2 separate regions of the Homo sapiens genome follow, and region 2 is linked to region 1. A link is an interaction called in ENCODE POLR2A ChIA-PET data of the cell type or tissue named here. Cell type or tissue: OCI-LY7. All regions are shown on one strand. Each heading gives the region's core, and the rest is flanking DNA. Links, peaks and the distances in the headings are about the cores only. Region 1 holds the start of LOC105376755 (a long non-coding RNA gene). Region 2 has its middle 20 kb from the start of LINC01827.

Region 1 (2,831 bases), core at 117-2,616:
ACACTTAAAGAAATTTGATAGATGGTAATTGTTTAAGCAAGAGTATACTTGTTGATTTAAAATGTTTCCGGAAATCTAGGTTATAAACTTAGAGGTGTTGCGAAAAGAAAATCTGATGTACCAGTTATTCAGCACACCTAAGTAGCAGTTCCTGAGTTTCTGCTACTGTCTTCACTTATCTCCACCTCATAATACAGAATTTGGGGGCATTTTGAAATTTCAGGGCACAGTAAACCTTAAACTGTCATACTGGATGGCCTTGCCAAAATGTTTACCTCTGTGAACAAGAAAGCTTTTTCTCATACAATGGAACTTAACAACATTTGTAGGATGCATGAGGAAACTTTTTCCATGAGTTGAATAGTGTTTTTTTTGGTAGGACCATCACTTGAGACTACTAACCATGTATGACAGAGCTCATATAAGATCAGTGTCAGTCCCAGTTTACATCTGTAGTACCCATGTCTGTCTGATTGATCATTTGTCCTCGATTTTTGTTTTTTAAAGGCAGTAACTATGTTATTAATATTTACCTCAAAGAAAGCAGGAATGGGTTTGAACATCCTGTTTTGTACTTTCAGCTTTTGCCATGGTCCCTTGCAGATGCTTGTGCAGTGACCAGGGTTCTCATTAAGGTGTATGATAAATAAATTTGAAAAGCAGCAATAACCTGACCCTTTTGGAGGCAATGTATCTGATGCCTTCCATTCAAGAATGGTAGGGAGGGTCCTTGTTGATAAAACAGATCATACAAGCATATGAAATTAGGGACAGCTCACTCCTTCTGGTCTCAGGTGATGGTCGGAAGTGGCCTCTTGAAGTAACAGCCTATTGAGCTATGGCCCATGCTGTGAAATTCATGAAGGCATCACCAATTGCTGGAGTCAGAGGGAAATGGGAATTTTAGCTTAGATGCTCTGTACAGAGAACAGAGGCTGAGCTGCCCTGCACCAGAGAATATCTAGAGATCTGATTGCTCTCCCTACAGTGGTATTGTCACTTATCATAAGTTATAAATCTAAAACTATTTTTACATTTTTAGTATTTGGTAACACTTTTAAATTTTTAATAACTCTCAAAACATCAAAAGTGCATTAAGACGTCAGATTAAGTAGTGCAATTTTTGACTCTTACAGATAATTAATACAAAATATTTGTGGACATTTACCACCCAATGGTGGGCAGGGGGAGCGCATGCTGAAACAATATTAGCATCTGCCTCAAAAATGAATCGTTATTTTAAGAAGATTATGTCTGAAGACCACAATTTAATAGGTAAGTCTGCAGAATGTGTCTACGTACACCACTGTGGAAAGCACAACACTTTATTTATACCAAATAACTACTCTTCTATATTAGTTTTGCTCCTTTTTGATTCTGTTTTCTAGTATACCTATGAAACAATACTGATTGTATATGTGTCAGCTCCATTAGCAGCACTTTGCAATCAGTTAAATGATAACAATTTTTAAAATAGTCTGCCATCAGATACTTAAAATAGAAAATTGTTTGTTTATTCCTATAATGGTTTGATATTTTCATCCAATTCATAGAAGTTAAAGAAAAACGTGGAAGTTCATTTTGTCAAAGCTGAAGCAACTGGCATTAACTATGAATGTTATCAAAAATCCAGTTAAAACAGTTAACACTGTTGATAAAATCATTTGTTTTTCATGGTAATATGCATATATATTTTGGTGGAGCACAGGGTTGTGGTAAAAGCAATGTTCTCATTAAATTAAAACTTGTACTCTGGGATTGGTTGTGATGCAATATTCTATACAATAGGAGCTGAAATTCTACCATTCAAAGTAGAAGTTGTAGTTATAAGAATTTACAAATATTTTAATATATAATTAGGAAACCACATTTTTTGTGATATAGCTAAGTTTTAATTTTAAAAAGTACTGTGGCATGATGGCATGTATTTCTTACTGTCTATTATCAAATGAATTTTAGGAATGTTTAAATCTGAAGAATTTCTTTGTAAATCATCTTAAGTCTAACTGTAATGGTAAAGAAATTTAAACAAGTGCTAAGTTTTTATTGCATTTTCATCAAATTAAGTTGAAAAATTTAATCAATGTAGTAATAAACATAGCTTCCAAAATCTCAGCATTTGAAACTTGTAACAAAGTATAATTACTGCAAAACCTTATGACATTGAACTTTTTCCAGTGACACAACTGAACAAATTAATTTATGATCTCAAATGTAGTATAAGATTTAAATTTGAAATTCTATAGCTGCATATTGCAGTATCATGACTTGTGAGAAGAATCTTTTGATGGAGCTTCTATTTTTAATTAGATAAATTTATGTTTTATGCCAGAATGGAACGAAACTGAGAAGGACTATAATTTTGCAGCATTCAAGTTTGGCAAAGCATTAAAAAGATTCATAAAGAGAGATGACTTATTTGATAAGATTTGTCTTGTAAAAATATTTGTTGAAGAAAAGGCCTTTGAAAAGCACTTTGTGAGGCAAAAGACAGTGCCTGTGAAAATGTTTGGATTTAAATAATCACTAGTACAGAAATTATCATTGATAATATTCTCTGTTTAGCAGAAATTACACTGAGTTTATCAAGCATCTTGGCACCTATCCAGAGAATTCTGTATTTAAAACCTGTGGTCTACAGAGAAGTATCCATTGCAGATGTCAATAATTTTCCAAAATACTGAAGAAAATGCAGGCAGTTTTATGAAACAAAAAAAAAAATTATACAGAAAAATGAAGTCTTCAGAAAAACACCAGGATATAGTATTAGGGAAAAATATTATTTTAAAAATGATGAAAATGATGATAATTTTTCTGCTTTTGTTATTTGT
Region 2 (2,831 bases), core at 171-2,670, 160 kb before region 1:
TTGAACTCTCTAGTCCTATAGTCTGATCCAGTGAGCTGATGAGTTTACAACAAAGTAAATTCATTTGTTTAGCCCAAGGGAAACATTTGCCAATTTTACAGTTGGATAATTCCTTTAAAAAATACATTAGTAGTTATTTCAGTATTAAGATTTCCCATAAATTAAATCTGTGTAGATTTCCAGCTGAGTTAGAATTTTACCAAAATGATAGAATTCTACTAATTACTATGTTAAGTAAATCCTCATCCTCTCTGTAAATAGCATAGGTGGTAATTTACCCTTCTGTAGATGTATAAATTAAGCCACCAGGAGGTTAAGTAATTTGCTCAAGGCCACAGTGTGTGGTAGGTTAGAAATTGAATTTAAAAGCCTTGATGCCTAATTTTTTTTACATCAGATAATTTCTTTCCCACATTTAGATGTATAAATTAACTGATGTCTATACATAAAAAACTTCATCTATAAATAGTAGGCAATATTTGTAATAATTCATCTACCTAATTATCATAACATTGATATTGATGTAATATTAACAGTGCTGTGGTTCATCCCAGGAAGAGCTATTGAATGACTATTTTATCTTAATGATTTTCAAGAACAGCAGACCTCAGGGAGATGGACGAGTTTTAGGTCAAGAAACATTTACATTCCGAAACTTATTCAGGCATTTCAGCTTGTAAGAAAAAATTTAATTGAATTTTTCTTGTTAAGTTTTATTCTCCTCTTAGGCCTACTCTAGGCAAGAGTGTCCTGTGAGTGGCTTTTCTGGGCTATGCAGAATGCCTGGTAGTCTACTTTCTGACACTTGATGAGGTCTCAAGATTTGGGAGTTAGGTATATGAAACAAGTTTTCGCTCTTCTGTATTTTTTATTTTTATTTTTTTGAGACGGAGTTTTGCTCTTGTTTCCCAGGCTGGGGTGCAATGGTGCAATCTCTGCTCACTGCAACCTCCGCCTCCCAGGTTCAAACGATTCTCCTGCCTCAGCCTCCCCAGTAGCTGGGATTACAGGCACATGCCACCATGCCCCGCTAATTTTGTATTTTTAGTGGAGACGGGGTTTCTTCATGTTGGTCAGGCTGGTCTCGAACTCCCGACCTCAGGTGATCCGCCTGCTGCAGCCTCAAAAAGTGCTGGTTTACGCCTCTAATCTCAGCACTTGGGGATGCCAAGGAGGGTGGATAGCTTGAGTCAGGAGTTCGAGACCAGCCTGGTCAACATGGCAAAACCCTGTCTCTACAAAAAATACAAAAATTAGCTAGGCATGGTGGCCTGCACCTGTAGTCCCAGCTACTCTGGAGGCTGATGGGGAGGATCACTTGCGCCCAGGATGTCGAGGCTGCAGTGAGCTGTGATCATGCCACCACGCTCCAGCTTGCATGACACAGCGAGACTGTCTCAAAAAAGAAAAAAAGAAGTTGTGATTTATATATTATTTGTACTCAGATATCCTTAAACTCATTTGTCTTTTATTACAAACATTCGGGTGAGTAGTCAGAAGAAAATTATTATTATTATTATTAATATTTTTTTGAGACAGAGTCTCGCTCTGTTGCCTAGGCTGGGGTGCAGTGGGCCCATCTCGGCTCACTGCAAGCTCCGCCTCCTGGATTCATGCCATTCTTCTGCCTCAGCCTCCTGAGTAGCTGGGACTACAAGCGCCCGCCACCATGCCGGGCTAATTTTTGTATTTCGTATTTTTTTAAATTTTGTATTTTTAGTAGAGATGGGGTTCCTTCATGTTCTCCAGCCTAAATCATGACTTGTAAATAATAAGTTTGCAATGATTTTTCTTGAGACCATAGGCCCAGAATAGCAGTGTGTAAATATAATATCTCAGACCAAACAAAAAAGTTCCAAACACCAAACAAAGCAAAACTCACACAGGCACGATTTATTCCACATACAGGCATACCTCATTTTATTTCATTTCACTTTATTGTGCCTTTTTTTTTTCCTGTTTGACACGGAATCTTGCTCTGTCACCCACGCTGTAGTGTAGTGGTTTGATCTTGGCTTACTGTAACCTCCACCTCCTGGGTTCAAGCGATTCTACTGCCTCAGCCTCCCAAGCAGCTGGGATTACAGGCCTGTGCCACCAGGCCCAGCTAATTTTTGTATTTTTAGTAGACACGGTGTTTCACCATGTTAGCCAGGCTAGTCTCGAACTCCTGACCTCAGATGATCCACCTGCCTCAGCCTCCCAAAGTGCTGGGATTACAGGCGTGAGCCACCGCGCCTGGCTTGTGCCTTGTATTTTTTACAAATTGGAGGTTTGTGGCAACCTTGAGCTGAGTATATTGGCAAAGTATATTGAAAGTATACAAGGCAAAGTATATTGAAAATCTTCTGGCAAAGTATATTGAAAATCTTCTGGGAAGCATTCACCATTCTAGATGCCATTTAGAGCGTTAGTGATTCACAGGAGAACATCAACATTAACAGGAGTTTGGTTGGATAGGAGGAGGTTGGATTCCAACTCTCATGAATGACTTTGAAGGTTTCAAGATTCAGTGGAGGAAGTAGGCACCATTTTCCCAACAGTATACGCTCACTTTGCATTTCTATGTCAAATTTTGGTAATTCTTGCAATACATCAAATTTTTTCATTATTACTATATCTGTTATAGTGATCTTTGATCAGTGCTCTTTTGTGTTACTATTGTAATTGTTTTGGTACATCAGGAACCACACCCATATATGAGGGTAAGCTTAATCAATAAGTCTTGTAGGTGTTCTGACTGCTCCACTGACTGGCCTTTTCCTTCCACTCTCTCTTTAGGCCTCCTCATTCTCTGTGACACAACAATGTTGAAATTAGACCAGTTATAG

Evidence for each region. ChIA-PET counts read pairs that join two places held together with the same protein. Peaks named below come from ENCODE experiments on the same cell type or tissue, not always from the same donor. Only the 100,000 strongest peaks of a DNase experiment are listed, where the experiment ranks them.
Region 2: POLR2A ChIA-PET joins it to region 1 with 11 read pairs; 2 of 35 experiments call an interaction of 5 or more read pairs at or near these places.

The regions. Positions count from the first base shown.
Region 1 is chr2:195,397,810-195,400,640 of GRCh38, reverse strand. It overlaps LOC105376755 (a long non-coding RNA gene), which reads left to right and starts at 1,137. Exons shown (of 4, transcript XR_007088699.1): 1 at 1,137-1,275. In OCI-LY7, for the core only: no CTCF peak of the experiment used is centred there; no DNase peak of the experiment used is centred there.
Region 2 is chr2:195,553,318-195,556,148 of GRCh38, reverse strand. No RefSeq gene overlaps it. Among named protein-coding and RNA genes, the nearest start is that of LINC01827, 20 kb to the left of the region's middle. In OCI-LY7, for the core only: no CTCF peak of the experiment used is centred there; no DNase peak of the experiment used is centred there.